Regions from separate parts of the Mus musculus genome. Here region 2 is linked to region 1. A link is a loop called in an ENCODE intact Hi-C map of the cell type or tissue named here. Cell type or tissue: gastrocnemius. All regions are shown on one strand. Links, peaks and the distances in the headings refer to the core of each region. The heading gives the core; the rest is flanking DNA. Region 1 holds the start of Itpk1 (inositol 1,3,4-triphosphate 5/6 kinase). Region 2 overlaps Itpk1 (inositol 1,3,4-triphosphate 5/6 kinase).

What was found. A loop is a pair of places that touch in the nucleus more often than their neighbours do. Peaks named below come from ENCODE experiments on the same cell type or tissue, not always from the same donor. Only the 100,000 strongest peaks of a DNase experiment are listed, where the experiment ranks them.
Region 2: a loop joins it to region 1, with 1.9 times the contacts of the local background. A loop is called at or near these places in 4 of 42 quality-filtered maps.

Annotation. Positions count from the first base shown.
Region 1 is chr12:102,694,576-102,710,537 of GRCm38, reverse strand. Itpk1 (inositol 1,3,4-triphosphate 5/6 kinase) reads left to right here and starts at 5,669. Exons shown (of 10, transcript NM_172584.3): 1 at 5,669-5,816. The coding sequence starts at 5,722. Gm40559 (a long non-coding RNA gene) reads right to left here and starts at 14,697. Exons shown (of 4, transcript XR_003950246.1): 1 at 14,548-14,697; 2 at 14,308-14,424; 3 at 13,515-13,662; 4 at 12,585-12,779. RefSeq lists an enhancer at 11,766-12,911. In gastrocnemius, for the core only: CTCF peaks have their summits at 7,317 (motif pointing left) and 7,840 (motif pointing left); DNase peaks (open chromatin) are centred at 6,315, 6,900, 7,323, 7,857 and 1 more place; H3K4me3 peaks cover 2,304 bases; H3K27ac peaks cover 2,240 bases.
Region 2 is chr12:102,613,570-102,629,531 of GRCm38, reverse strand. It overlaps Itpk1 (inositol 1,3,4-triphosphate 5/6 kinase), which reads left to right. Exons shown (of 10, transcript NM_172584.3): 3 at 6,107-6,232. Among named protein-coding and RNA genes, the nearest start is that of Mir1936, 63 kb to the left of the region's middle. In gastrocnemius, for the core only: no CTCF peak of the experiment used is centred there; DNase peaks (open chromatin) are centred at 3,640 and 5,513; H3K27ac peaks cover 1,631 bases.

The DNA.
Region 1 (15,962 bases), core at 5,799-10,798:
TCTGTGGACAGCAGGCACACATGTGGTAGACAGATGTACATGTGAGCAGAACCCTCACACCTACACACAAAGCAAAATAAAATAAATTTTAAAGGAAAAAGATATAGAAGCACCCACGTGGGTGCTTCAGATACTTCTCTTTCTGTCAACAGTCGTTCTGCAGAGTAGCTATGCCCTGAACTCACACTGTAGACAGTCCTCGACAGACTTTCCTGTTCTGTGATAACCCTGTGTTTCCCCCTTGCTATAACTGTTTCTGACATATAGTACCATATGATGAAAAATGACCTTTTATTTACTCATATATTTGTGTGTATGCAGTGTATGTGCATGTTCATGTGTGCGTGTGCGTGTGCGTGTGTGTGTGTGTGTAGGCCTGAGTCAGTGCTAGATGGCCTCTTTCTCATTCTGTTTCTTTGAGGCCGAGCATCATCACTGAACCTAGAGCTCACCAATTGGCTAGTCTTGCTGTCAATCAAACTCCAGGCATTCCCCTGTCTTCCCCCCTGAAAGCTGGGGTTACAGATGCCCCTTCCCACACCCCACTCTTTTATGGATGTTTGGGATCTGATCTTGGCTACAAGCCAAGAACTTTACCCACTAAGTCATCGTCCCTGCCCTCCAAAATATTTTAATAGTTCAATAAATATTAAGTGAAAAACCAGAGTCCTCTCACCCCAGTCTGTATTCTCATGTGTTGTTTCAGAAATGACACTATCTCTGGTCACATAAAAATATCAGGGTTCACATTTCCCTGAGAAAAACTCAGGGTGTGTGTGTGTGTATGTGTGTGCAACTGTGTGTGTGCCCTCGTGTGCAGGCATGCTTGTGAGTGTGGAGGCCACCACCAGACTTTTCAAAACCCCATCGAAATTCTTTGAGACAGGTTCTCTTATTAAGCCAGAGCTCCCAAGTTAGGCTAGGTGGGCTGGCGGCCAGTGAGCCTCAGGTGCCGCTTGCCTCTGCCTCCCTGGTGCTGGGATTACACATAAGTTTCACTACTACACCTTGTTTGTTTGGTTTTGGTTTTTTGAGACAGGGTTTCTCTGTGTAGCCCTGGCTGTCCTGGAACTCACTCTGTAGACCAGGCTGGCCTCAAACTCAGAAATCTGCCTGCCTTTGCCTCCCAAGTACTGGGATTAAAGGCGTGCGCCACCACTGCCCGGCTCCTTTTTTTTTTTTTTCCTGTGGGTTTTGGGGGTAGAACTCAGAGTTTCATGCTTGTGGGGCAAGCACTTTACAATGGAGCCATCTCTTACATCTCTTTCTTCCATTTTTCTTTTTCTTTTTTTTTTAAAGGTTTATTTATTTATTTATCATATGTAATTACACTGTAGCTGTCTTCAGACGAACCAGAAGAGGGCATCAGATCTCATTACGGGTGGTTGTGAGCCACCATGTGGTTGCTGGGATTTGAACTTTGGACCTTCAGAAGAGCAGTCGGGTGCTCTTACCCACTGAGCCATCTCACCAGCCCCTCTTCCATTTTTCTATAGAAAGCCTCTCAGACTTTCTATTATACTCGATGGTTTTCTTTTCTTTTCTTTTTTCTTTTTGGTTTTTAGAGACAGGGTTTCTCAGTGTAGCCATGGCTATCATAGAATTTGCTTTGTAGACCAGGCTGGGATTAAATGTGTGCACCACCATGCCTGGCAAGTTTTTCTTTCTTCTTCTTCTTCTTTTTTTTTTTAATGTTTATTTTACATGCATTGGTGTTTTGCCTCCCTGTATGCCTGTGTGAGCGTGTCAGAAACCCTGGAGTTAGAGTTACAGACAGCTGTGAGCTGCCATGTGGGTCCTGGGAATTAAATTCGGTCCTCTGGAAGAGCAGCCAGCACTCTTAATCACCGAGCCATCTCTCCAGCCCCAGGTTTTTCCTTTTTGAAATCCCATATCTGAGAGATACTTTGATACCTGCCCTTCCAAGTGTCACACTAGCCCTCCTGCCCTAAGCTCCAGGGTCACCCTCAGTCCCTTTGCTCTCCAGCTGGTGGCCCCCTTCTGCCAGCAGTGGCTGCCTGGGCTGCACCCAGTTCTCTCTCAGCTCTCCTTTTATTTCTTCATTGCTTTGCTGGTTCCTCCGTTCCTCTTGGCCTCTGAACCGTGCCTCGGCTCCATCCTTGACCTTTCCTCTGCTTGCTCTTACACCCTAGGTGATCTCATCCAGTCTTGTGGCTCCAAGTAACATCTCAACACTCACGCCACCCGTCTCGATGTTATCTCCAGCCTGAGTCACGGGCCGAACTACAGCCTCTTTCATCGGATGGCTTTCGTGCCGGCTCTCTCCACTGAATAGCTGGTAGAACTCCTGACTTGAGGCCCCAAACCGGTGCCTCCTTTTGTTTCCCTGTCTTACATACTTGGTGACTCCATTCTGCAGTCATTCAGGCCGGGATCCAGAACACGTATGCCTTCTCTTTCGTTTGCAGTTGCACGTACTGCTCATAGCCGACACCACTGGCTTTCACTTCCAGCTCTTCCCTGAGCCTGGTCGTGCCTCACTACCTTCCCAGCTTCACCATAGTCATCACTGGCCTGGGTTGCCGCAGGAACCTCCTGTTTTTCTCTCTCCCCTATTCTTGCTTCCCTGACAGGGTCTCAAGACAGTAGCCAGGTGATCTGAGTAAAACCAGGCAAGGTCCCGTTGTCAATCATGAGACTTCCTTTACATTAAGAGGTGCCCTCTGTGATTTGGCACCCCCCAACCCCCGCCATATTCTCCTCAGCTCTTTCTGTTCCAGCCTACCTCTTCACTGCCCCTTGCTGACATCAGACCCAAGTTCTTGCTGTTCCTCAGCCTCACCTCAGTCAGGTATCTGTGTGACATGCCCACTCCCCTTGCTGAACTTTTGTTCAAATATCACCTCCTTATGGTGTCTACCTCAGGTACCTGTTCAAATCTTTATCTCTGTGCTTCTAGCCCAACATCCTCTTTCCCACATGGAGGGTGGAGGAGGCTGAGAAGAGATAGACTAGGGGTCTTTTTTTTTTTTAAGCACATTTTTAGACAGCACAACCATCAGTCTTCTGTATCCTGAAGTGCTTTTGCACAAACACAACCTTCTCTTCAGTTAGAACAGAGGATCCAAGGCACTAAAGGCTAGGTAGGGACTTGCTAAGTTACCCAGCAGTCAGTGGGTCCTTGATCACTTCCGTTCCAAAGTGATCAGAATACAACAAGCCCTGAGGCTGGGTCTTGAAGGATTTTCGGTGAGCCCCGGAACTTCTCGGACCTTGAACTCACTTGCCCTGAAGGCGAGGTCCTGACTAGCGTGTTCCGTCCTCTGGGAAACTCCAGGTGGAGCATTTCCTGCCCAATTTACAGATGAAAGCAACAGAATAACTTGTCTCAGTCACCAGCCAGCCCCCTAGTCTTCCCCCCACATCCCTTTGGTTATCCCGCTCTTCTCCTTGGCTCATAGTCTACCCTTCCTGCCCTTTCACCCTCTGAACTCTCTCAGCTTTCATCTAGACAGGTGCCCCTAACCCCAAACTCCTACTTGTCTTTCAATGTCATAGTCTCAAGTCACTCAGAGGCAGGACTCACATGGCTCTCATCACATGCTCCAGGACTCAATGGTTTGTATGTCTCTGCCTTACTCATCTTGGGACTACAAGGCCGGCACTACCCCGCCACACCCTGGGTTCCCTGCTTGTGTGGAAGGAAGGAAGGAACTCCAGCAGGGATCCTGAACCACCCAGACACACAACTCCAGAGAAACCCACAGCCTGTGCCAGGGTGTGGGAATTTCTACTGTTGACTTCAGCAGTGAGGCACTGGCCATCGTCTGCTCCCTAACCCCTTTCTTTTCACCTTCTTGGACTTCCGGTCCCCATTTCTTCTCTCAGTTCTAGGTTGGCCATGATGTTCCACAGAAGCGATCTTCCTCAGGCACAGAGCTGAATGGGTGCAGTTACACTTTGTCTTCTGGCTTCCATGGTCCAGGATACAAAGTCCCTGCTTTCCAGAGCCATGTGGGTTCTCTAATCCTCTTCCATCCTTTTCTCCAATTAAAGAAAAATTAAACTCACTAGATCTTATTTAAAGAAGCACCCAGGCTCCACAGTAGGGGAGCAACTGAGCTCCACTCTGGCAACAAGGAAAGATGGGAAGTCACTGCCAAGGAGCAGAGTGGAACATCTGTGGGTGGAGAATTTCTGAGCAAAACCACCAGGGCTCCTGGGATTCTGGCTCAATTTACTTGACAGGATTATTATTATTATTTACATTTATTTATTTGTGTGTGTATATGCCACAGCATGAGTGTCAGTCAAAGGAAAACATGGACTTAGTTCTCTCCATCTACGCTGTGGAGAATAGAACTCTCGTTGTCAGGTTTGGCCACAAGTACCCTTACCAGCTGAGCCATCTCAGCAGCCCCACTTGACAGCATTCTTACTGCAGACAGGCCGCAGTGATCTGATACCAGGGATGGCGAACTTTTCTGACTCAGGAGGTTTCTTGCTAAAACTGAACCAAGGGGGACCAAGGACACTGCCCAAGGTCAGGATCTAAGCCGGAAAAAGGGACTTGGTGTAACTCCTCAAGTCTGGTCAAGGCCCGTTTCTGTCACTTTACTAACAGCTTTCATTTCTTCAAGCCTTTTCTCATCTCAGATCTTCAAAAATTGTCTTTATTTCCAAAGCCAGATAAAATGTCTTTCTTTACACACGGGAACCCATTTTTTTTTCCCTGTCTGTGTCTGGGGAGAGCCTCCAATTTCTCCTCCCAATGCCTAAAGCATAGGCTGGAGATGGCTGGAATGCTAAGTACTGTCCCATAGGCCGGGGTAGAGCAGGTGGCTCAGAGGATCCAAAGCACTAAGTCAGACGCCGAGCTACGTCCCTTCACCTAGCAAAGAAAAGGCTCTCCTGAAGATGCTATGTGCACTCTGGCTGCTTCTCTCCCTCCGCTGAAAGGGACCCCAGAGTGTGAACCTGGGGCAGTTGTGGAGATAGTACAGGACAATTGCAACGAATTGCCTCTGGGGGCAATCCCCGCTGTGCTGCCAAGGAGCAACGAAGCCCAGTGGTTTGGCCGCCCTCCAAGATAGACACAAGGCGCCCACACCACGACTCCCTCACCCCACTCTGCCCTGGCCACCATCCAGCACCCCGCCACTAGCGGCGGCGCCTTTAAGACTCATTGGCGCCCCCTGGCGGTAACCGGCGCTTCCTCCTCCGGGAGCTCTGCCCCAGGCCCCGCGTGTGCGTGGCGTGTGCGCGGGCGCTGGGGCAGGAAGGGCGGGGGACACGGCGGCGCGCTCCCCGAGGGGGTCCCCGCGCGTCCGAGAGGCACGCGCGGGCGAACCCTCGCCGCGGGAGGGCGTGCTCCAGCTCGGGCTCGAGGCTCGGGTGCGGTCTCGGGCGGCGGCCCGGGATCCCTAGAGTCCTCGAGCGGCGCACGGTGCTGCGGGGCGCACGTCCCTGCGCGGGCGAGCCCCGCGGGGCGGAGGGGGCGGGGCGGCGGCGGGGCGCGCCCACCCGCGGGGCCCAGCCAGTGGCGCGGCGCGCTGAGCCTCCGCCCCCCAGCCGCCGCCCCGCCCCGGCCCGCCCCGCCCGCCGCCCCGCCCGGTAGGACCGCGCGCTGAAGCCCGCTCCGCGTCCCCGCCGCCGCCGCCGGAGGAGGTGCCCGCACGCTCGCGGCGCGCGCCGGCCCCACACGCTCGGCCTGTGGGCAATTTCCTCCGGACCCAGGCTCCCGGGCCGAGGAGGAAGAAGATGCAGACCTTCCTGAAAGGGAAGAGAGTTGGCTACTGGCTGAGCGAGAAGAAAGTCAAGAAGCTCAATTTCCAGGCCTTCGCGGAGCTGTGCAGGTGAGGAGGGACGCGGCTTGGGGACCCCCGCGGCCCGAGCCTGGTTACCCTCGGCGGGCGCGGGGCAGACGACGGCGACCCGGGAAGGAGCGGCGCGCGCTGAGGGCTGGTTCGGAGCAGCAAGGTGGCCGCGGGGGGCCGCGGGCTGTGTCCGAGGGGAGCGTGGCCGCTGTGGGCGTTGGGTTCGGACCGCGGCTCTCAGGTGCACTGGGGTCGTGCCGGGAGATCCCTGGCCGTCCAGGGTGGTGGGACCCGGGAAATCGGGGAGTCCACGCCAGCAGTCAGGGGTTAGAGGGTACTTTTGGACTGGTGTGTTTTTCTTCCTCCCTCTTCTTCCCCTTAGTAGAGCAGGATACCGGCGTTTGTGTGGAGCCTACTACGTGCCTCGCGTGTGCACGGCTCCTGAAGCTGTCATTGCATATCAGCCGGCTTAAGCCCAGTTGAAATGAGTAGCGATACTTGGCTTGTCTGTGGTGATTTGCTGTCTCATTAGAGCCTCGCAGCAGCCTCGCAAATTAGCCAGGATGGTGATTCTGGGCCACGTGTCTTAGAAGAGGGACACCTACCAGCAGAGAGGTGGGGTACCTGCCTTGTAGTCCCAGGGCCAAGGAGTGGCAGAGCATAGAAAGTGATGGGTGGACCCACGTAGGGTAGAATTGTCTTCTGCCATTCCGGCTGAGCACCTCGTTCTCCCTGCGCTGGTGCTTCAGTGGCAGAGACCGAGGGCTTTGATGGAGCTTGCTCTTAATACATTACAGAAGTGCTGGGTTCCTAGAGTCAGGTGTGCCTTGCCTCTCCGCAGAGCTATTGGTTACAGCTTCTCAATGAAAGCCTAAGAGAATCCAGCCCCCACACCCCATCCCCGAAGCCTTTTGCAAACTCCGGGTGGAAACCTTTTGTTAGGTAGTCTTTTCACTTAGTAGATTTGACTTTTGAAAATGGACTTCACTTGTAGTTCCATCCCTGGTGGGTGCCCCGAATTTTGGAGAATTGAACAGTTGGGCTTCCATTATCCCTTGGTGCACAGGGGTTAGTTAGCAGTCTGAGCTGGCACATAGAGGCCGCCCTGGCAGCACTGCCTTGCCCCTCATGGCTGTCCAAGAGCCTGCTGCTTCTCTGCCCCAGGCAAGCCTTACAGGCCCTCCTTGACCACAACTGGATGGGATAATGCCTATTTATAAGGGGGCCCTGGTTCTGCGCCCCTTATAGTTCCCTTGTGGGTTTGGCTGAGTCTCCCAGACAGGCCTCTTAGGAGAAAGCAGGCTTTTCACGGTCGGCAGGGCGTTCAGTGCAGCCCAGAATTCACAAGAAAATCAAGAGGAACTCGAGCCAGAGCTTTGGAAAAGCCCAGGGCTTATGGAACTTTTTTTTTTTTAAAGGACAGTTGGACGTTTGTACCATAAATAAACACACTGAAAAGGTTGCCCTAGACAGCAGAAAAATTTGGAGAAGCCCCTCTGTCGTGTTCTGGAAGTCCAGTTCTGACTTGAGGGGACCACAGCTCCCCCTGCTGTCAAATAATTCTTGGGAAACCCCAGTTCATCCCTTGCATCCTTGTTATTGATAGCAATCTGGGTTTGTGTCACCCTTTATCTATACCCGAGGCTTGTCCTTGGCCTGGTGTGCTTTATTCTGTAATTAGCAGGCTGTAGCAGAAGACTCCTAGCAGAGACTTAAGGGTTGAGGACCGACTCCCAGACCTGCCGGTTGGCTTGCCCTTCCTGTGGGCCCTCCCTCCTTTAAAGAGGCGCGGGGTGGGGGTGGGGGTCTCAGGGAACCCGGGGTGCGGAAATCTTATTGAGCATTCATTTCTCAGGAAGGGTGGCTGAATTCAAGGTCTACTTGCCTTCCTTTGCCCAAGTGTTGGCTTCGGAGGGATGGCAGAAAGTCTCTGGGCCGTTCCAGCAGCTCAGGAATCCTACTGTGCGTTTTTATTAGTATAGCTTTCGATGCTTTGTAGCTGAAGCTTAAGAAGGAAAAGAAAACACCAGAAAGAGTTTTTCTGTTGCTTCTTCACTTTCAGGACAGAGCCCCCTGGTGGCCACATTGTTAACTAAACAACTGTTGAGATAGTGACCCCTCCCCCCACCCCCCTCCACTGTGTTTTGTTTATTGTGAATGCTGGAGTGGTCTAAGTGGCCCCGGAGACCCTGTGAATGGGCGTCGTCCTGTTCTTGACATTCAGAAGCTGGGGGTGCAGTGCTCGTGTATTGATGGATGGTGAATTGTCTGTGAATTTCCTGACAAAAAGGGCCAGGGATGTTGGGAAATGACTTGAACTGTGCTCCAAATGTGCATCCATGAGGACTGCTCAACTGCCCTGGGATGAGTGGTTTAGCTGATGGTCGGGCCTTGTAAAAATCCTTTCGCAGGGATTCATCTCACTGGATTTACAGACCGGGGGTGGGGGTGGGGTCGCGGGTGCCAGAGAGAGCATGGTCCATATGTCTCCTTTCCATTAAGAGCTCCCAGTCCATCCCTGAGACCTTGACCTCCCCTTTCAGTCACTCTTACCCTTGCTAATGTCCAGCTGTTGCTAATTGTCTCTAGGGATGCTTTCCTTTTTGAGGTCAAGCTATGCCCTCTGCAGTGTACCAGGTTCTGTTTTTTTTCTGAGGAGAGTGCGCAGGGCCCTTCCATAGGCAGTTGGAGCCAATTCCTGGCAGGTGCCCTACCTATCATAGGCAGGTACAAAAGCCAACCTTTTAAATATGTGCCCTGATAGCATGGGGCCTCTGGCTAGCCAGCCGATGGGCTTTGAACTAACCTGTTTCCAGAGGCCTTGTTTATTCCCACCCCTCCTTGGTGTCTCCTCCCAAGTACAGGAATATGTTCTGGCTAAGTTCCTTTACCCTTCGAACCTGCCTCTGCCCCTAGCTAGAAGTGACCTGGAAGCTCCCTCATCCCTCCTGATGTGGCTTTTTTAAGATGGGCAGTCAAGGTTCCCAGGGGAAGTGGAGAAACGGGAGGTTGGGCCTTGGGGAGTGCTCAGCTGAGGGTAGCTGGCTGGCCTGCGTTTCCTTCTTTGGTGGTTAAACCTCTCCTCCATCTCCTCTCCTTCCCCTCTGTTTCTAGGAAGCTGCGTTGTAGGTGGAAGACCCTTTGGTGCAAGGTGATGGGGAGCCTTGCCTGTCTTCTGTAATTTTTGTTTACTTTGAGACATTTTCACTCTCTAGCCCATTCTGGCCTCAAACACCCGAAGACCTTCCTGCCTCAGCCCCCAGTGAGTGATAGGATTAAAAATGTAAGCCACCACACCCAGCTTTCCACTGTAGATTTTAATGTGTCTCGTCTCATACAAGCTCTCTAATAGAAATGGGGAAACCAAGGCTTGGGACCTACCTGTGAGGGACTCTGGCATCAGTTGGAAGGCTTATGTGAGCTGGGCCCGAGTCTTTACTGGAGAAAGCTGCCTCCGTGTTTGTCCAGTGTCCTTGATAGGCTAAGATGAATCATTGTGGAGGCTCCTGCAGCCGCATATCTAGGGGGCTCTTGTGCTTGAGAAACCTGGAGGCCATCTGGTCTACCTCAGCTTTTGGGGAAATGGGCTCACAGAGACATCTCGGACCAAGTTATCTCTGTGTCCTAACCTGCCAGGACCCCTGTTTATACAGGTTTCAGAAGGGACCCAGGACTTTGTTGATACTCAGGCGCACCGAGCGCTGTCTGGAGTCTGGGGCTGGTATTAGGCAGTAGATTGAAGTACAGTGTAGTGCTGGTTCGTGGCGCTTGGAATTTGGTGCCTGCAATAACCTGGTTTTGGAGAATGCTTCTGGGCCTGTCTCTTCCCCAGGACTGTATATTCCCACCTCACCCCACCCCCATGATTTGAGACAGAGTCTCACTATGTAGCCTAGGCTAGCCTTGAACTTTTGTTCCTTCTGCCCTGGCCTCTTCCCTCGTGTTGGGTTTCTAGGTATTCCCAAGCGCACCCGGCAGTCTTCTTCGTTTGTGTTTACGCTAGAGAATCAAACCTGTGCGTGATAGGCAAGTGCCGCTAAGCTACACCCCCGACCCTATTTTATCCTTTAAAACAAAGCCATCTGGAGGCTGCTTTCTGCTGAAATAGCTTCGTATTCTGGGCTGCAATTCTAGGCGATTCTGCAGGGGGAGAGAAGAGGCTCGTTACCAGGATTGAATGGTGCTGGTCTGTAGCCCGGCATTTTTCTGTGTATTTTAGTAGCTGGCTTTGCTATGACCTCAGAGCTGTGATAGAGAGAGGCATCCTGAGTCAGGTTCAATTTACAGCAGCCCATGAAAAATGTAACCCAGCCTTGCAAATAAATCTCTTTCTCCAGCTCTTGGGTACAGACTAGACCTGCTGTGGGGGTAGATAGATGTCTTTGGTTAAAAACTGCCTAGGTTTCCAAGGCTGGGTTCACAACTGACCATCCATGTGATGCCCATTTGGCTTTGTAGATTTAGTGACCTTGGACTAAGTTTTTGCGGGTACGGTCTGTGATCATTGCTAACTGACTCTCTTGCTAAGAGGTGGGGCTAGTGGAACTGAACCTCAGGTCAGCCCACCCTGCCTGGTGGCTGTTGTACTTTACCACCTACATCTGGCTCTTACAACCCTTGTCTTTGATGGGCTGCTGGAGCCCCCTAGCTGGAGAATCTGAAGGAATTATGAATGCAAGGAGGTAGTCTCGTGTTTTGTTTTTGTTTTTTTGGTTAGGTCATTCTGAAGAATTCATTCATTCTGTGCTTTGTGAAAATGCTGTCTTCATTAATAATCTCATTACTATTGTTAGCTAACATTCCTGATTTCCCCCCTTTTCACATATTTCGGGCTTGAGATGAAGCTCAGCCGGTAGAATGCTTACCTAGCGTGCATGAGCCAGCACCTGGGGCTGATCTGCACCACATAAAACCTGGGTGTGGTGGTGCACACTCCCACAACTGCAGCGGTCTCGAGGTGGAGGCAGGATGGCCAGAGGTTCAAGGTTGGCTACACAGTGTTCAGAGCCATCCTGGGTTATGTAGCCCTGTCTGACTTAGAATTTGCTTTGTAGTTCAGGCTGGCCTCTAACTTACAGAGACCTGTCTGTCTCTGCTTCTAAGTGCTGAGATCTAAGGTGTGCACCACCAAGACCCCCCTCCCCACACCCCTCTTAAAATACAGGCACATGATGCAAAATTCAGAGGGCCCAAAGCACATAATGAAAAGCCAGCTTGTCCCTTCTTGGCCCTGAGCTCAGCTGCTCAGGGAACTCAGCAGGCTGTCTCCATGGGCGTTGATGTGACCAAGGGGGAGCCTGCAGCCTGTCCCTGCTCTTACAGTGGCACTTTATGCATGGGGTTGTATATCTTGGGGAAATTCCACATTGCTGCTTCCTTTGGGGCTTCTGCATCATTGTATGTGTGTGTGTGTGTGTCTGTCTGTCTGTCTGTGTATATGCAGTGTGGTTCAGCTCTTGAAAGGATGGAGACTTTTTCTTCTTCTGAGGTTACCTTCTAGACAGTTTGACAGTGGGTGCCCCATCCCTTGCCTGGATGTATATTGACAGGTCAGAGGTCACAGACATTCTTTTTCCTGGCAGTTCTGAAACAGTTTTACTGTTGCAGTTTCAGAGGGTGACAGGGTGGCAGGAGCTACAACCCACATGTTCAGCACACAGTGCTAGGCACTGGCCAGATGGGGGGTGGGGGGTGAGAAGGAATGCCCTGGTTTGCATTTCTTTTCAGCATAGTGAGACTGAGGGGGTTCTGCAGGTACCAGACACGGCTGGGCCCATGACCCTGCTGGCTCCATTCCTAATCATCAAGCATCCCAGGCTCCCCTAGTTGTTCCTCTCAGTGAATTAGCAGGTTTCGGGCACTCAGTGGAGACTTTGAGATGTGGTCTCTGACTGGTAGGATATAAGGAGAACCTTTGTTTTTGTTCACTTTGGTAAACTAGCTTCTGAGAGAACGCTTAGGCACACCCTTTTCAAAAGTAATATTGGATTTAGAAAGCAGGCCCTTCACCAGAAGGCCTATGTTTCAAGGGTCTTCCTTTCTGCTTGAACTGGGTTTACCGCAGCCTTCCCCCTCCAGGGCTCCTGGAGAGCCAGCTTTGGGGAAGGTATGGGAGAGTGAAACCAAGACCTCCTGGGTGAAGAGGCTGGTATGAGGTCACACAGTAGATCCTGATCTAAGGTCTGAGCCCCCTCCTAACAGCTGGAACTAAAGTCTCCCAGGGAACAGGCCCTTTCTGGGAGCTGTGAGTGAGGGCATGATTGTATTGGAGCAGGTCTGGCCATTCCCATTGGGCTATTTGAATCTGTCTGGGGCTTTGTCTTGCCTGCTCTGAGCCTTCTCAGAAAGCAGCCTTTGTGGCCTGCATCTCCCCAGCAGGGCCTCACAGGCTGGTGTCTGGGCCCCTTATGGTGCCAAGCCGAAGCCTGTGATGTCCCCTCCCCCACCCCACTGTGCCCTCCCACCACCTGTTTTTAAGGTTCACTAGGGTGGATCTGTCTCCAGATATGTGAGGATTTGAGAATCACTCCCAGGAGGGAACCCCTACAAGACTCCTGCCTCAGCACCTCCCCCTCCAAGCCTGTGCATGCTGGGTGCCCCACCCTGTAAACTGCTCAGAGTGTCCCAGGGCACACCTAATGGACTCTGCTAAGTCACCAGTGGTCCCTGGAGGGTGAATCAGGATACACAGGCCAAAGGCCTTCCCCCAAGAGCTTCTCAGTGATGTTCTGAGACACCCCCCCCCCAACACACACACACACACACTGCTAGGCTTGTCTTTTCTTTGTTATTCTGCTTTGCGTCCTCTCTCTTTAAAAAATGGGCTCCTTGACGGGAGAGATTTGGAGTGTAGATACCTACAACACACAACAGACATAGGTACTCGAAAGCATATGTGGTAGGGTCAAGGAGCTGCCTGGTGCTTTCAGAAGCCTCTGTTCATCTCTGGCTCAGCCAAAGTTCCTCGTGACCCTGAAGTCCTCTGGGTCAGGGGAGAAGCACCTGAGGTGGAAGGAGGAAGGAGGAAGGGATAAGTCTTAGCTTTGCCTCGTTCAATGCCTCAGCATCTGCCCAGTCCCCAGTGCTGGGTTCTGTTCTTTCTCTGCTAGTGCCTGTGAAAGGGAAGGTGAACCAGTAGGCCTGCACATCACGCACACTGCAAGGTGCAAGGAGCCTGGTTGCTCGAAACCTGGAGAGGGTTGTGCTGGTGTAGCTGAGGCTGCTCAGAGCTCTGGACAGAGGTCTCTCGGGGGAGGTGGTATTTATTTACTGAGAGGGGTTGAGCACTCCCTGGAAATGCTGAAGGACCCACAGAGTGGGCAGAGTCCCCTGCGTGGGAGTGCAGAGCCTCCGTCACAGCCCCGAGTTCCACTTCACTGAAGGTAGCCGTCTAGGAAGGGGCAGGCAGCTTTGGGTATAATTGCAGGTGGGTGTCCACATCCAGAGCCTGTTCCTTGGAAGTGTGATGGAGGCCATGTGGATGGCCATGTGGCCTTCCTACCAGCCAAAGGAACTCTGGTTCATCCGCCATGCTCTGGGGGCCAAGGACAGGAGGAGGCATGCTCCCCCCTTGCCTGGCTCAGTTCTGCCTCTGTGTTCAGGAAGTCAGGAACTGTGGACCCAGGGCAGGTGACATGAGTGTGCTCCGGGCCAGCTGTCCCTGCCCGGAGCCTGGGGTTGGTAGAAAACCCAATTGATGCTTGTGCTTTTTTGGGTAGTCATTAGTTCGCTACTGACCTGTGCGTGTCAGCTTGCGTCCCAGCGAAAGACCTGGGCTCTTGGCCAGACACGCATCTATCTTCATCTTCACCCAGCCATCCCAGAAGGTGAAGCTTTTCCAGGAAAGCAGGCTTGGGGAATCTCGCCGAATGTCCTGGGGATTCTTCTGAAAGATACAAAGTGTCATTTGCTGTGTTACTGGGCGTCATAACAAAACTCTCACATGCAGGCAGCCCTGGGTTAAGTAGGCTAAGCCAAGGCTGGGCAGGCCCCTGCTTCTTGGGTGGGGCCCTTTCAGATAGGCACTTTGGAAGCAAACATTCCCAGGCAGGTGGTCGGCCCACACAGTCTTTGGCTGGGAGACCCTGACGCCTAGGAGCTCACACTAGGTTTACCGTGAGCCAGAGGTTGTCCGATGCCTTGTTGGAGCCCAGCCCGCGGGAGAGAGGGAGGGCAGGGCCACCAGGCAGGTTGCCACTTTCTGGAAAATGTGTTTTCTACACCTTTTAAGATTTCTTGCCTCTGGCTGCTGGTTTGCCTTGGAGTGTTCTGGTGAGGCTGGAAGAGGACATTTCTGGGCCCTGGCCTGGCTACACGCAGTACCAGATATCGGAGGAGGCTCCAGGCTTGAGGGAGAGGTGAAGACACAGCCCCAAGATGTTTTCCTCTGTAGCTTCCGGGCTTCTCACCAGCTGACTGTGTGGTGTTCCCTGTGCTCCTAGGCCCACGCTGGGATGGCTGGGATGGCTGGGATGGCTGGGATGGCTGGGATGGCCTGTTCATGTGGCTGCCAAGCCTCTTAAGGTCTTACCTCCTCTCTCCTCCCTTGTATGTGTAGCCCGCAGTGGATCTCAGAAGCTGCTAGGATCCTCTACAGACCTGGCATGATTGCAGATGGGAAACCCACTCTCCCAGGTGGGTGGTGCATCTGTGTTTGCCAGATGAGAGAATTTAGATTCAGAGAGAGTCAGGATTCCCCCTTTGGGGGCCGGTTGACTCTTGAAAAACCACATTTCTCCCACCCCGCCGGGTCACCTTGTCTTAAACGTACTATCCATCCTCCTCCTCGGTACCCAGGAGAAAACCAAGGGGTTGTAAGCTGAGCATCCTCACTGTGCATTTGCGGTCCCAGAGGGTGGTGGGCGGTGGAGATGGCATTGAGCTCGGAGCTCAAGACTTGGCCAGCTGGCTCTGATGACTGTGCATGCAATTCTTCCCGCCCCTGCCTCTGCGCCTGCCTGGGGGTTGGGTGGTGGTGGCAAGTGCAGCAGGTGCTCCGTGAAGGGAAGATAGTGTCCTCTGGTGAGACAAAGCAAGAGGCCAGCAGACAGGTAGCCTTCTCTCTCGAAGGCTTGGGGGGTGGGGGAGGGAGGGTGAGGTTGCTGTCCTCTGTTTTCTAGAAGGGCTGAGGATGGCAAGCGGGGTCAGGAGTCAGGGGTCAGAGACCTCTTGCCCAGTAAGTAGTTCCACTTTCGTTTCTCCATTTCACTCGTGTTTCCACCGAGCTGCCAGGCCTGGGCTCCTGAGGTGAGGGGACATGGGGACAAATAAAATGGGTCATTTGTCCTAGTGAGGTTCCCAGGCCACTCCCTCCCTCTGGGTGGGCCCAGTGTCTTTCTTTTTTAAAACAAACCCACTTACTCCTTTACATGCTCATCAGATAGGTCCCCACGGTCTGCTGCGTGCCAGCCACCCCTGGGGCCAGAGCAGCTTGAGTGAGTCCTTTTAGGGCCACTGTTTGGCCACAGTGTGCCAAGCTGGGGGCCTCCTAGGACCCTGGGATCAGATCTTCTTTATATAGGCTGGATGGAATTTCTTCATTGTCCTATACTAACTGTCTCCTGGGGAGGTAAAGGAGGCTTTGACGAATGGAATAGTTAGCCCTAGTTATAGAGCTGGCAGGTGGGGGTGGGCGGTGGGGGTGGGGAGCTCAGACTTGAGCCTGACCCGACTGACCGCACAGCTTAAAGGGGTCCTGATATTCGTCATGGGATCTCCCGGGCCTGTTTCCTCCATCCTGAAGCAAGCCTGCCTAGTGGTTTGGTGTGGAAACAGAAGTTGTTCTTCATGTACCATGTTCCTCATCTTGAACCACATTCATCCCCACGTAGCCTGTGTTCAAGGAGGCTTGGGTAGCCAGTCCCTTTAATGCCTCAGGGAAGGCTGAAACTGTGGGGGTGGGTAGAGAGAGGCCCACAGCAGGTAGCTTCTGGCAATTGGAAATCTGAAGGTGCCTCAGCTGGTGGCGCGTGGTTCCCTCACAGGGTGGTAGAGCCATGGTCAGGAGATCGCTCTTTGAAAGCCATGGGAGCTGGGCCTCCTGGAACAGAACAGCGGTCCCTCACAGAGCTTTGGTTTGCTTACAGCCTTGCAGCTGGATGTTTGCAGTGCTGTCCATTGCTTTCAGTATCTCTGTGGAAAGTGAGGCTCAGAAAGATCCCTTTCTGGACTTTCATGCTGTTTTGA
Region 2 (15,962 bases), core at 3,574-8,573, 79 kb after region 1:
ACCGATTAGACAGACAAGTAATAGTGAAAAGTAGAGAAAGATTTAATTTTTGTGCCCACATGGAGAAGAAAAGGAAAGAGACCTGGTGACCACACCTGCCTCCATCCAAAGTCCATCCCCAGGATCCTGACCTGAAGGTCAGGTTTAAATAGTGGTTAAGAAGTTTGCATAACTGAGCATTTGTGGCCAAGATGAGGATCCACCTATTATTGTCTGGGCCACAGTCTCTCCTACAAGATGACACGTTTGTGCGAGCATGTATGGTTATAATGTGTGTGTGTGCATGCCATAAAGTGTGTGTATGAGAGAGAGACATGTAAAGCCGTTAGTACACTCTAACAAGCTTGGTCTGGCCATGTACCTGCAGAAGGCTTGAAGTCCCCCAAATGTTGGTGCCACAGGGCATTGCCACTGTCTGTGGAGTAAACATGTTGTCTACTTTTCTGCCTTAATTGGATTGCTGCTGCTTACCATTGCCCTAGTCACTGGAGAACTGGGGAACCGGGTCAGGGAATAAAGGCACCAGCCTCCCTCTTTGATCTGGGGCAGAGGCCATCTGGGTATCTCCCTTGGTGTAGTTTACAGGTTTGAGTGGCCAGACTCAAACTCCTGACTATGGGACTTGTGACATTCCTTTGGGTGTAAGGTGCTTATTCAGGAAGCTTCTGTGTCCTCCATCATTCTGCTTTGGGAAGCAGACCACACAGATACCCTGTCGCCGCTGCCTTTTGGGGTCCTTGAGAGGCCCCGACTGAGAGACTTAGTTCTGTGTAGTAGACTGGTTCTTTAGCCAGATCCCAGGACTCTAATGGAGCCTAGAGATATACATCAGGTCTTTGATCTGGGCCATTTGTCCTACTCAGCCTTGGCTAAGGCAAAACTTTTGATGTAGTGGGTCCCATTTGAAGTCACAGCTGAAAACACCACTCCGGGGCCACATGCAGGGAGGAAGGGGAAGAAACCGTGGGCACCCTTTGGTGTGAACAGAAGTCTAGTGTCAGCAGGAGAGAAACCTGGGTTCCCATACTGTGAAACTCTGTGTTCACGTCACTGAACCCCTGTGTGGTTCTGTGTCTTCATCTGCACCCCGTGTTGTCAGTGCTCATTAGGAGTACAGGGTGTAGCTTCTGGTAAGCACCGTGTGGGTGGCAGTTGTCATTACCAACCGCAGAGAACCGAGGTGTGGCTGCACATTCTTTGAGGATGTCAGTGTGAGCCAGTGCTAGTACCCAGGCTCTGCAGAATTCAAGCCTGGCCCATGCTGCGTTCTTGTGATATGCTACTACCAGAGGAGTGGGGGCTTCACGTTGGTCACAATATGAACAGCAAGGAGAGGGAGGTCTAACAGCTGGCGTTTATTGGATGCACCATGCTCCTCCACAAAGTACCATCAACGGGAGTGTGACACCGTGCTTGTGTCCCTTGAACTGGCATACACTGTATTCTTTGACCACCCTGTTCCTCTGAGGGGCTTGAATCCTTGCATATAATGAGCAGGGTCTGAGCAGGTATGCTGCGGCTGGGTGTGTTGCAGAACGGTGAGGTTTCTTTCGGCAGTTGAAGCCTTAAGAAGGTGGTAGCCACAAAAGCCAGTCCTCCCACTTGGCTAATTCCCGCTGCAGCCTCAGTTGTAGCTTTTGAACTCTGAAGTCAGGTACACCCTACCATCTCGGAAGCCATAGGTTTATCTTAGCAACCTTGAATCTCCGTGACTCTGTGCTGGGGACATACGTTGCAGTGAAGAACCCTAAGGGGCCCAACTGACAGCAATCTGCAGCATGGTGATAGGGGAGAGTTGCCCTGAAGAAGCAACAGGAAGTCTGGGGGTGGGGGTAGTCTTGTGGGTACAGGTGAGATGAGGGACCTATGCATTCTTCCGGTTTGTTACAAGGTGAGTTGAGAAATGTCAAGAGTTAGGAAACTTGGGAGCTGGAGAGATGGCTCAGCAGTTAAGAGCACTGGCTGCTCTTCCAGAGGTCCTGAGTTCAATTCCCAGCAACCACATGGTGGCTCACAACCATCTATCTGTAATGGGATCTGATGCCCTCTTCTGGTGTACTGGAAGACATGACAGTATACTCATATACTTAAATAAAACCTTAAAAAAAAAGAGTTAGGAAACTTGCCCTGAGGGGTATGTGGAAGAGTTAACAGTAGCCTCATCTTATGAATGGGGAAACTGAGGCACAGTACAGTTAGATGACCTTGGCTACCCAGAAATAATGGAGTTAAATGGGTTTCCTGGCCTTGCTTACATCTCTGCCTGGTTCCAGGTGCTGGCATTGGGGTGAGGACATAGTGTCTGGGCATAGCTTGGTTACCAGGTAGGGCATGATTATGCTAATTACTGTTGTTTTGGAAATCGGGGTGACTCGTGGGCCACTGGGATTTGCCAACTTTGTTCCATATCCTCTCAGCCTTGCCTGCCCCGCTCAGGAGCCTCAGTGCCTTTGTCTGCGAGGGGAACAGTGGCTCTTTGTTCTCTCTGTGTGCTGCATGGAGAACCGTGTCCAGTGCTGGCCTTGCCGGACAGCCAGACCTGGAAGTAGAGCAAGTATGGATTCCTGACCTCAATGGTCAGGCCTTTCAGTGACATGCTCTTAACACTCCCTGAGAAGGACAGTCCACGCCCCTCCCAAGGGGGAGAGCAAGCAGTCTCTGGGGATGTTCTGGGAGCTGAGTGGTCAGAGAAAAGGAAGGGTGAGCTCACATGGAGTCTTTACCCTGAGTCCTGTCCTCACCCTATCTAGGAGACAGAGCTTTGACTGTGCCATCCCTTCCATACAATCCCCGCATCTGTGATGCACTGTCTCCTAAGGGCCCCACCATTGCAGTGTTCCTTCTGTGGTGTTCTGGTTCCAGGAGCCCTTCACGCCCATCTTGAAGCCTCAGATGAAGTCCAAGGTAGTGAGGAGAGACTAGGGCTTCTCTGGGGTGCTTTCGAGTCATCGTCCCTGGAGAATGATGGTGGCTACTCTGGTCACTTGAAGAAAAGCAGAAAGGCTCGTTTATACAACTCAAAAGTGCAATAGTGGCTCACACCTGTGACCCCAACACCCAGAAGGGAGAATCAGGAGGGTGGCTGCAAGTTCAAGGGCAGCTTGATCTACAGAGAAGAAAAAATAGCCGGGTATAGTGAGTCTAGAGGCACAGACAGGCAGATCTTTTGTGAGTTCAAGGCCATCCTGTTCTACATAAAGTGGTCCACGACAGCCAGGGCTGTGTAGAAAAAGCCTGTCTCAAAAAAAGTGGGAAGGGGAGCTGGTGAGATGGCTCAACAGTTAAGAGCACTGACTGTTCTTCCTAAGGTCCTAAGTTCAATTCCCAGCAACCACATGATGGCTCACAACCATCTGTACAACTACAATGTACTCATATATGTAAAAATAAATAAATCTTTTTTTAAAAGTAGGTGGGGGGAGAAAGAAGCGAAGACTCGATGTTGTGGCAAGAGGTGGCCATACTGTGGAATAGAGCCACACCAGGCCTGATGTGTGTCCCGAGTTGCTTTTCTTGTGAAAGGGCTTTATTGGCATAAGGGTGCCTGGAAAGTACACAGAGGAAGGTGGCTGGCTTCCAGACTCAACTGTTTACCTTCTGTAGAGCAGCCAGGAACGCAGGGAGCTTATTTTCCAAACAGCCCCTGGTTGTCAGGTCTACGGGCCTCAGGCTAATGTCCACCTCCTCCACCAATCCTCAGGGGACCCCTGGCCTTTTTCTGCCTGATTTTTTGTCCTTGCAAACTCCAGTAGCCCAAGATGTACCTCTGGATCCTAAAACGACAATAATGAACACAAGCATGCCCTACCTGGTACTCAAACTAGGCCCTGACACTATGCCCCTCCCCAGTACCTGGCCCAGCGAGGACTGGAGATGGAGACCAGCATGGTAGTTCTGTCTGAACTTAAGGAATGTGCCCACTGTCAGTCTTGGGACCCAGTCATCTTTTCATAGCTGCCGTAGTCTGAAAATACTGTCCTTTTGTCTGTGGTACCTGCCACGGCAGAACCAGCAGGCATGGCTGTAGGTCCTTGGGTGCAGCCTCTCACAGTAACCTTCTTCACTTGCCTTCAAATCCTGTCTGGGTTGGAAGAAAATCTAGTGTGGCATCACCACACAGAGCCAGAGAGGCCCTTTGAGTTTCCTCAAGGAAAACTGAAGCCAGGGTTATGACAAGCTGGTGGCTTGGCAGGGCAGACAGTGGCATTCCTCTGGGCCTCAGGCTACTGCCTGCTACATAGCATGGCTGGCCCTTTTTTTTCTTCCTCGGTTCTTGGTGTTCTGGTCGTAGGAGGCAGGAGTATCATTCCCATCTCCCAGCCTTGCTGTGAGGTCTCAGAAGACACCCCAGAAGCAGAGTCAGGGTGAATCTCCTTAACGTCGAGACCGGCCAGACACAATTTTAAACAACAACAAAAGATCCTTGGGTCGCATCCCTTCCGCTCCTCAGTCTGGTGTCCTGCCTGTATTTGGTTTGTTTGGTACACAAGCCCATCACCATGGGAAGGAAGCATAGCCCTTGATGTTTTCTTATTGGGAGGTCCTTTTTTTTTCTTTTAAATAGGGGTGACATTTTAACATCTCTCCTGGCAGACCATAAAAAGTGGGGTTAAGGACAGCAGGAAGGAGCTGTCGTATTCCCAAAGGCTTATCAGAAGAGTTAAAGTAAGGATGTATGTGCAATAGGTGTGAGCAGGGCCTGAGGGGCTGACAAGACAGAGTATGCAGTATGAACAAGTGTGGGGAATTGTCACCACTCATAGGCCTGCTGGGACAGGGGAACCAAGAATGTAAATGGAGCCATAGAGATAGATGGCTGGCCGTCCTGGGAGATGGGCTGTGCAGAAATACCAGGACTGAAAGAGTCATGAGGACCAGGTACAGGGATCAAGCGTCATGACCTACCTTCGATATCACCTTCGCTATGGCCCCTATCTGCCATTCTGCCGGAGGGCAGCAGCTATATGGTTGTGACTTTTGGGATTGTGACACCCAGGGGACAGAGTGGACATGGGGCAGAGGATGGAGGGTGGGTTGGAAGTTTAAATCAATTGCCTTAGGTCTCACTTTGTATCCAAGCCAAACTCCCACCCACGTCCTAGGCAGGTTTTTTTAAAGCATCTGCCCTCACTTGCTTAATTTGTGATTTCCTTTCCCATAGTGATTGGGAATAAAAGGAGACAGGTATGTATGTCATTCGCTTACTGTCTCTTCAGAATGACAGTTTGTAGCTATCTTTTGTCACAAGTGACACAGACCTAGGCAGCCCTGAATCCTCTTAGGCTAGCTGCCCGTGACAGTGAGGAGTAAGTCAGGGGTTGCTTTCTCCAACCTAGTTGAGGCTCTGTGGGGGGTCAGCCAGGTACTGGGCTGGCGCCACTTGCCTCCAAGAGTCTAGCCTGGCAGGTGGTGATGACCATGTGCTGGCGGCAGACATCTGGCGCATCAGGAAGCGTGGTGTCAGGGTGCCCTGGCTGTTGGCAGGTGCTTTTGGCTTGGGGTCAGGTGATGCTGAATACCAGCCGGCCACTCTGGCTCCCTCGAGGCTTGATCCTCTCAGCCCTGTGTTCTTTACCAAACAAACACATTCCCCTGTGGAGCAGTGTGTGAAGTACTCAACTGACCCCCGGCATGCAGCCCTGTACTCCGGCAGCCCTCCAGGGTCAGTGACACGCCCTGGTTTCAGGGTGGAATCCAAGTGCCCAGGTTGTCAGGGAAGCGACTCCTAGACTTGCCAGGAACACCACTTTGCCATGGCTTCAGAGTATCAGGGGAAGAATATCTGCTTAGATGGAGCTCTGACTGGGTGACTGGTCATTTTTCTTAATCTCTCTGAGCTCTGGTCTCAGTGGTTGGGCAGATGAGGTGTGTCCAGTAAATGCTATCTCCATACAGCCAGTGTACATCGTCCCTGCTTGTGTGCCTTTGGGGACCTGCATGCTAACAAGGAGTCTGGGCTCTCCTCAGCTACTAAGAATAACGAGTAGTGGGGCCCTTGGGCTCTTACTCTGTCTGTCCCATCTCTTGGGGTACTGCCGAGGCTCAGGGGTCCCAGATGTGGACTCAGGAACTGAAGTTCTTCTCCTGTGTTGTTCTCACCTTACAGCTGAACCTCAGCAGACCGATTGAGGAGCAGGGCCCCCTGGACGTCATCATCCACAAGCTGACCGATGTCATCCTCGAGGCAGACCAGAATGACAGCCAGTCCCTGGAATTGGTGCACAGGTTCCAAGTGAGTAAGGGTGGAGGGAGGGCCAGGATAGGAGAGCTGTAAGCTTAGAGCGGTGGCTTCTGTAGAGACAGCTCTGCCACGGGCGAGCTGCGATTTCCTGGGCAAGTGCTCAGCGATGGGCCAGGTCTTGCATGTAACGCAGGTTTGATGTCAGTACTGGTCCAAGTGTTGATGAGCCCAGATAAAGTTTCTGTGTCTCCAGGGCAGGTGTGCTCACTGGCTGGTGGCTCCACCTTGACCCCAGGATGGGACCTTGCTGTTGCACCAGGTCAAGGGTCCCTTTCTTGAAAGCGTTTGAACCATGTCCTGCATTGACGGGAAAGCCTCTCAGTTGTTTGATTTGATATTGTGTATGACACTTCTCACAGGCCCGAGGGAGGATCCCTGCTCCCACCCATTTCCCCAGCAGCTCCAGGTTCTGACCCCTGGTTGACCTGCCTGTCACCTTGGGGTTCTCATGTGGGGTAGCCATTGCTGCTGTCATCGCTGCTGGCTCGCCCTGTGTGTCCTCTCTTGTGGACAGATGCGATTCTTTCCTCTGGCAGGGAGCTCAGGAGTCATGAAACAAAGTCGTATTATCAGCGGAAACTCAGCTAAAACAGTGGCTGTTCCAGGGCCGCCCCAGGCACAGGGCGCTTGGACCAGCACTTTTCATCTGCAGTAATTGGAGGCTGGAGATCCTTTCCTCTGTTAGGACAAAGGGACTCTTGTCACACAGCAGCCATCCTGCTGACAGTGTTCCTCTTGCCACGTGTTCAGGGTTGGTGGCCTCAATCCCCACCCCACCCCCTAGCATCTCATGGCTCTCACCCACTTCCTGGAGACCTCTCACTTTCGAATTTCTTTCCCCACCGCTTGTCCTACCTACTCCGTGCCTCCTGTATGCTGTCTAGGGTGTCCAAAATGAGGTAGGGATTGTCCCTGTGGGCCTCTGCATGGAGCCCCTCTCGTTTGCTCATAGGCTGAAGCTGTGGCCTTGGTCCTCCTCACCTTGTGGGGTTTTCTTGTTTGTAAAATGAGTGCTCGCAGGGAGGAGCTGCTGGCAGTGATGGAAAGAGCTTCCATGCTCAGCCCTAGAGGGTGCTCACTACTGGTATGTGCCATGCATACTCCTTGGATCCCTGCTCTGGGGCAGTTCTTCAAGGCCAGCTCAGGAGTGAGACAAGGCTAGAAGGTTTGGCCTGACTGGCCCCTACTCCCTGGCCTGAAAAGCAGCCAGCTTGAGCCTGTTCCGTATCTACATCCCGCAGGGCAGGTCTCATCAGCTTTGTTTTATAACCAGGAAACTAAGGCTCAGAGGTGTGCAGGGTGTGGCAGGGCCAGGGCTTAATATTGACTTTCTCAGAGAGCCCTCTCTGCTCCTTCCCTGTGTGGCTCTTACACCGTCTCTCAGTGACCAAGTGACCGAATGCCTTCACCACCATCCTGTAGGTACAGTGGACACTCAGTGAAGCAGCCACCATCATGTCTCCTGTCCTTTAGGGGACCCCCAAGTGTCTAACTCCTATGTCTGCAGCTCTTCAGAGAGTGGTTGTTCTCTGGGGAGAGAGCAGAGCCTGGGGATTTGTGTAGAATGTCTGCCAGTCCCACAGAGGATGGTGCTGATGCCTTGCAGGGACCCTGCTAAGCTCCCTCTGGGGGGAAAGCCAGGCCGGGGTAAGGGTGAGGACTCCAGCAGGAGCCAGTCACTCACTCTTGTTCCTCATTACTTTTCTATTGCTGTGATAAAAACACTATGACCAAGATGACTTGTAGAAGAGTTTATTCTAGCTGACAGTTCCAGAGGCAGAGTCGGTAGAGCTAGGGAGACATTAGCAGACAGTGGCAGCCCGGCAGAAGGAGTAGGAAGTTGAGAGCTCACATTCTCAACCTCAAGTGTGAAGCAGAGAATGAACTGGAAGTAGGTGAGGCACTTCCTTCTCAGAGCCTGCCCACAGCAGCACACTTCCTCCATCCAGGCTGCATCACCTAAACCTTCCTCCAGTAACACCAACTGGGAACCAAGTGTTCCCATGCCTGAAACCACAGGGCACGTCTCTCATTCAAACACCATAGGTAGCTCTCTCAAGCCGGCTGTCAGAAAGTAGTCAAGTGACACTGGAACTGGCGTTAGGTCCTGCTGTCCCCCTTCAGTGCCCTGCCGCTTCTTCAGACTCAGGTGAGAGGGAAGGCGCATGAGAGCCGCCTCCAAATCCATGGGCCGTGTAACCCCAGTAGTGTATAATATAGTTATGTTATTATGATCATTATGTCCATAGCTGCTTTGTCTGCATGCATGTCTGTGTACCACATGTGTGCTTAGTGTCCATGTAAGCCAGAAGAAGGCTTTGTATTCCACGGAACTGGAGTTATAAATAGCTGTGAGTCTCTATATGTGCTGGGATGAACAGCCAGTGTTCTTAACCGTGAAACCATCTCTCTAGCTCTAGAAGAGTCAACTTACTGATAACAGATTTACATTGCTGGGGTTACACGACCCATGGACGAAGGCTAGGGATTAGGTCCCTCGGGGCAAGACAGTAGGGACTATCAGCACTGACCTGATCATCTCTCCTTGGGAGATGCAAGTTCAGAGCCAGGCCACATAGATCCAGGAACTGACCCTTGAACTTGACCATGCTATGGCCTTCGTTTTCAAACTCTTGTTCAGTTTTCTGTATTGGACAGTAACAAGAAGGCATTGGCTTGGCTTGGGACCCAGGAGGAACAGAGATGCTATGATCAGGCATGGTGACTACAGGAGCAAGAAGCAGAGCCCAGGACCTGTTATACAGAGAGATCTTCCCTGCACCTTAAGTGTTTTGTGCAGTAGATCAAAGTGAAGGGGCTCTGCCTCAGAAAGGACTCTTCCAAAAGGACCCCATCTTACTCGGGTCCCCAGATTTTAGGATCATATGTAGAAAACGGTGACCTTTGGAGATGTTCTTATGAGCCTCTGGTCCTCAAGGAAGGGAGCTTCGGAACCAAGACCAGCTTCTTCCTTGTGTCCAGGTAGGCAGGTGGGAGGGTGTGGGCCTGGTGCGTACTGCAGTTCATTTGAGCCGGTTGTCATGGAGACCACGCCCGTTCAGTTTTCCCTTTGGATTAACCTCACAATGAGGGCTCGCTGGGATGATTCAGGGTTTTCTGCTCCAAGGGTCATGCAGCCAGCAGTCTGGCGCCTTTGCCCACTGCCTGAGACTTAGTTATCAGTGCACAGACATGGGCAAAGGTTCCCCCGGGGAGGGCCCTGCCTCCTGGGCCATTGGGGATGGGTGTGGCTGGTATACAGGAACCCTGGAGCCTCTTGGCTTCTCAGTGACTTCCTCTAGTGAGCAGTAACAACCTTCTCTGTCACTTTAGTGCCACCTGTCTAGTCTGACTGCAAGGGTTAGACTGGTGGCCCTGGGGCTCCCGAGACTCCCCAAATGGAGCATGCCTGTTGTAACCCAGCAAGTAGGCAGCTCTTCCATGGGTGGTCCCTGAAGAAAGACAGGAAGGAGGCATGAATCCAAAGTGATGGGTTTTCTCATTATTTGTGAGTGTGTGCATGCATTCACATATGAGTTTGTGGGTACATCAGGAGTGTGGGGGTTTTGCTTGATTTGTTTGAGACAGGGTCTCTCTTTGGCCTTGAACTTAGTAGGCCAGGCTGACTAACAAGCTCTTGGGACCTGTCTGTCTCCTCCTCTCTAACACTGAGATTATAAATATATGCCACCATGTGTTTGCGCTCTCTCTCTCTCTCTCTCTCCCTCTCCCTCTCTCTCTCTCTCTCCTTCCCCCCCCCTCTGTCTCTCTTTCTCTCTCTCTCTCTTCTCAGGGTTCTTGGTCAGTCTGTCAGTTGTCTGTCTGTCTGTCTGTCTGTCTGTTTGTCTGTCTGCCTTTTTGCCTTTTCAAGACAGTGTGTCTTTACCTAATCCTGGCTGTCCTGGAACTCACTATGTAGATGAGGCTAGCCTCTAACTCACAGAGATCCATCCATGTTTGCCTCCCAGTGCTGGGCTTAAAGGCATGCTCTACTACTCCTGGCTCTGGATACCTTCTTTAAGGGCAGCCTTGTGCTGTTCCTTCTACCTCTTCCTTCCCACACTAGCCCTCCACAGAAGCCACTCAAGCCTGACTCTTGCCCACCCTTTGTGCAATCGGTCTGTGTAGGCAAGGTCACCTTCGTGAGGATGCTCTATCCCGATAGTAGATGCAGTTCCTGTTCCAGGCCTTCCCCATCTTGGCCTTTACTTTCCACCACTTGGAAGTTCATAATTCATTGTCAGTTGTTGTTGTCTCTCCGGGGCCACCTGCTTCCAGGATCTTTGTCCCTACTGCTGCCCTCCACACCTGGCATATTTTGAATATGCCTCTGTGTTTGTCAATAGAACTGTGGGGAGGGAGTGTCTGGTTTGGGGCTGGGTGGGCCCTGTGGGCCAGGGATGGGTGGAGTACACAGCTCTGGGTGACTAGGAGCAGGGAAGAAGAAAGCCAGGAGATTTAGGGGGCAGGGGCTGCTGCCTGACATGTACGAGGGAATGTGCCCTGGAGCCAGCAGGCTGCAGAGCGGCGTGGCAGGGCCAGAGCTCAGGGAGTTTGGGAGCCAGTCTCTGGAGCTTGGACTTTCTCATGCAGAGAGATTAGGGAGTAAGACGAATGGTCATAAGGTCAGGTTAATTGATTGGGGGGGTGGGGCGCTCAGGATTTTTTTTTGCCAGTGCAAGGTGATCTTTAAGCAGGTAATCACTAGAGCTTGGACATCTGGACCAAAGAGGCCTCCATGCTCAGCCCCAAGTGTGCTGTATTTGTGTTTCCCTTCTCAGCTGCCAGGACAGGATAAAACACTACTTGTTACATCATCCCAAGGATACAGCAGGGAATTCCCGCCCCGACCCCATTTATTGGTTCCTTAGTTCTCCATCGGGTACCAACAGCGAGCTGTTCAGTCACCCTGTGGGAGCCCTGAGGCAGGAGACCCACCCTGTGGGTCTGGGCTCAGGCAGGGAGTGCAGCTTGCTTCTGTACGATAGACTTGGCAACCTCTGGTGGCTGGCGGAGAGCGTGGTGTTCAAGGCTCTTCCTGCTAGCTGGCTGAGGCTCTCTTGGGTCTTCAGGACCTTCAGGTGCTGGCACAGTTCCTCATGGTTAAGGCAAGGGGATGAGAAGGTGGGAAATCTCATGCCGGTTCTCAGTAGGTTCGCCCTGCAGGGAAGGGACTGAGCTCACTCCAGGACTCTTGTTTCCCTTTAAAAATTAAAATAGCCTACAAGGTTTTTGTGAGCATTTTTTTAAATTAATATATGCATATGTGCTTGGAGCAGTGCCTGGCATGGAATGAGAACTCTGTGTGTGTGTCTGTGTCTCTGTGTGTGTCTCTCTATGTGTGTAGGTATGTGTGTGTGTCTGTGTGTGTGTGTCTGTAGGTGTGTGGATATGTGTAGGGGTGTGTCTGTGTGTGTGTGTCTGTGTGTGTGTAGGTGTGTGTGTGTGTCTGTGTCTCTGTGTGTGTGTGTCTGTGTGTGTGTGTCTCTGTGTATGTAGGTGTATGTGTAGGTGTGTGTCTGTGTCTCTGTATTTAGGTGTCTGTGTGTGTCTGTGTCTCTGTGTATGTAGGTGTGTGGATATGTGTAGGGGTGTGTCTGTGTGTGTGTGTAGGTGTGTGTGTGGATATGTGTATGTAGGTGTCTGTGTGTGTGTGTCTGTGTCTGTGTGTGTGTGTCTGTGTATGTGTAGGTGTAAACACTGACCGTTTTCCTCCGTGTTGTCAGGTATATGGTAGTACATGCAGACCCTGTGGCACCAGTGGGGCACTCGCTATGCTTCTAATAAAACTGTCACTACAGTGACAGCAGCACTTTGCTCCCAGCTTTATCTGTGGCCATAGCCAGTTTATAAGTTCTCAATTGTAATTGGAGCCAATGAGGCAGCAATTATGAAAGTGTCCCTGAGTCGAGGCACGCCTGTGAGGGGGCCATGGAAATGTGACTCTGCCTAAAAGGCAGGGTCAGGGAGAGGCAGTAGCCAGAGGGACTTGGCTGTTATTCCTGGCTCTGCTCCTCACCAGTTAGCCCATGTTGGTTCCAGTCACTGTGCCTGCCATACGAGGGACGTTTTAGATGATACTTAACAGTCACCTTGGGATCGCCCCTCACTAGTTCCTAAGTGTGGCTGGCACCTCCCAAGCCATAGCCCCATCCACCCTTCCCTCTCAAGTACGGATGCAATAGCACAAGTGTGGAGTTCAATGTGGCAGCCTCCAGCACTGAGCAGCCCCTAGTGGAGGGTCTATGCTGTGCCGGAGGATGGAGGAGAAGGCAAGGGGACAAAGGTTTCCTTGTTCTTGACCTTCTAACCCAGTTAGGAAGCCAACATCTAAACCCACAAGAAGTTGTGTAACAGTCTAAAGTGAGCTTCTGTTGGTTTGCATGTGGGCCTCTGGGGTCAGAGCTAGAACATGGGACCCAGAAAAGATTTTCTATTGTCACAGCAGATGGATGACAGAGGCTGTCTTTGTCTAGTCACGTACCATGTGGACACCCTGCCTGGATCCTGCCCATCTCTTACTAGCTGTTCCTTATCTCAATCCTTGAGATAACAGAATGAGTTACGAATTTTTCAGGCCTAAGGAAGCTGCCACCTCCCGAGGATCATTTAGAAAGAGGCAGGACTGTGGCTATCACGTATATTCTTGTCATATGTGCATGAGGGGCTCCTTTGGACAGTAGCTAATGGTGCCTTTAGCTACTTCCCTTTCCCTCAGCTGGCTGGAGGGTCAGTAACTCAGGGTCACCTAGGAAGAGTTCAGTACCTTGGATTGCTTCTGACCCAGCTGGTGCCATGTGCTGATGAAACACAGGCTAACAGAAGCCAAGGGACTCAACGCTGCTTATATCCCAGTCCCAGAACAGCAGACTCAGTACAGGGCGGCCATGTGGTCAACCTCAGGATGACTGCAAATCTCAGCCAGAAGGCCAGTCCCCCCATGGAGACCGTCATACCTCCCATTGTTTATTTAGGTCGTAGGGACTGGGCACTGCTCTTTCTGCTGAAGGAGGAACTCAATTTAATGCCTTTGTCTGGCAGAAGGCACTCCTCCTATCCCCACTGTGGATAGAAAACCCAAGCCCTGCCATTCCACTGCCCAGTATCAGAGTCCTTACAAGTGACAGGTAGTGTTTTACCTCAAGGTTTGGTGCATGCTGAGTTTTAGAAATGTGTTTATTGGCAGAGCGTGCTGGTACACGCCTATACTCTCAGTGCCTGTGAGGTGGAGGCAGAAGAATCAGGAGTTCGAAGTTTAGTGATATGAGATTGTCTCAAGTCAAACGAATAAACAAAATAAGATGCTTCATAGTGTGTTTTCTGCCAGACATGGTGGCAGACACCTGTAATCCCAACACTTAGGGGACTGAGGGAGGAAGACTGTGAGACCCCCCAAAATAAGCAAACAACCCCAAGAAACATTTTCTAGTTGTAAAGAAAGCATTTGTACCCATTACTCAGTTTCTCAGCTGCTGGTCTATTGACATCTTGAACTGCGTAGTTCTTTGTAGTTGGGACCTGTCCAGGATGTTCAGTGGTCTGTTTGGTCTATACCTGCTCAATACAGCAGTACCCCCAAACATTCCCTACTGTAAGGACCAAATATGCCTCCAGAGACTGCCATAGAGTTGTTGGGAGATGTCACCCTACTTAGGCACTACTGTGCTTTTTAAAAAAAAAAGGGTAGTATTTTTATCTTTGTGTGTGTGTGTGTGTGTGTGTGTGTGTGTGTGTGCATGTGAGGGCAGTGCTCACAGCCTAAAAATGGACATTCGATTCCCTGGAGTTGGAGTTGCTAGTAATTGTGAGCCTCCAGACACGGCTGCTGTAAACTGCGATCAAGTTCTGTGCAAGCCTGCTCTTACCTGCTGAACCACCTCGCCAGCTCCAGGGCTGCTTCTTAGGGTATTGTTTCAGCAGCCCTGAGAGCCTGGGGTCACGAAAGCTGGTTCTGTTTGTGAGTGTGGATGACGAAGCCCCAAGGGTCTGCTTTCCGAGCCTGGGGATGGGTTCCCAGCACTAGAGAACTTTGTCCTGTGGGCTCCTGCCTGTCTCTGCGTTCCTAGTTTATGAAGGGATTCTATATGCTGACTGGTATCTGTGTCACCCATGTGGGGCTGTAGTTATGAAGCCCAGCTTCCTTTGACTTTATGGAATAAGCCGTGTCTCTGTGGATGGTATCTGCATCCCCAGACTGAGGCTTCCATACCTTCTGAATGAACTCCAGCCTCTGGTCTGCTTCCCAACCCTGTTTGTGAACCTCTCCAATGATCTGTAGTAACCAGACATCACAAGGACCACTGGAGTCATTCGTCATTCAATCAGCAAGTACTAGTCGGGTACTTGCTGTGTACCAGGAATCAAAAAACATTGCAGAAACCACAATAAGTTAGACAGGCCAGGCAGATACAGTGTATGCCTCATGGACTGAGCTCACACATATGCCTGGGTATGTGCACGTGTGTGTACAGGAATGGTGCAAACAAGGCACAAGGTATTAGAAGAAAAAGAACGCAGCTCCAGTTACAGTAAGGTCCAGGGGGAAATAAGACATAGCCTGTGATAATAGAGAACTGGCTGCCTTTTGTGTGTCGTAGAGGAAGAAACCTCAGTTGAGGAAATGCTTCCATGAGATCCAGCTGTACGGCATTTTCTCCATTAGTGATCAGTGGGAGAGGGCTTAGCCCATTGTGTGTGATGCCATCCTGCACTGGTAGTCCTGGGATCTATAAGTAAGCAGGCAGAGTAAGCCGTGGGCCGCAAGCCTTTCTCCAGTGATGGATTATGATCTGGAAGTATAAGCCAAGTAGTAACCCTTTCCTCCCTAACTTGTTTTTTGGTTATGGTGTTTTGTCAAAGCAATAGAAACCCTGACTAAGACAAACAGGAAGAGTCTTTGAAGACAAGTGATATTTGTGAGGTCCCTTTTCCGATGACTGTGACTTCACCATCTAGTGCCATTTTCCTCTTTGCAAGCTATCCAAGGTGAGCAGCCATCACCCCACCCCCACTCACCTGTGGCAGTTATTGGTGACATGAGAGGGTGCACACTTGCTGGCAGAGCAATTCTCACCTCTGAGCTTGCCTGGGCCAAAACATGTGGCCCTGGGTCTATTGTCTACACCGCAACATGCGAGGTTAGAGTGTCTGGCAATAAGACCTCCTGCTCTGAGGCCTGTTGGAAACTAGAAGTCTGGAAGGCTGCATGTGCAGGTGCGGAACCCAGTATCCCCTCTCAAGTGACGCCTGCCCTTCCCAGAGTTTACCAGTGGCACTGCACATAGAAGGAGTCCTCAAGACCTGCTTTTCTCTGCAAGTTCCAGGGTTCTGCTTAGGTGTTCCATCTACAAACCAACAAAGCACTGGAGAAGAGGGTAGGGAACCTGTGGCTACCAGGAGTCCCTGCCTGCTCCCAGGAACTCAGTCAGAGGCAATCCTGCAGGCTGCCCTGTTGTGTTTATGCCTGTAACTGACCAGTTCTTCATGGATGGGCCTTTAGACAGTTCTGATCTCATTTTAGAAGCAAGCTGCAGGTGACTGTCCCCGTATGCATATGGGGGGTCTGTAGGATAAATCCCATGGTAGAGACATGAACTCTGCACGTTTTTCATTTTCTCCCCACATTTTCTCCCCATGAAGGTTATACCACCTTCGTCCCCACCATCTGGGTCCATCTCCTAATTAGTACATTTTGGCCTGGAGCTACCCTCTGTGAAGGGTG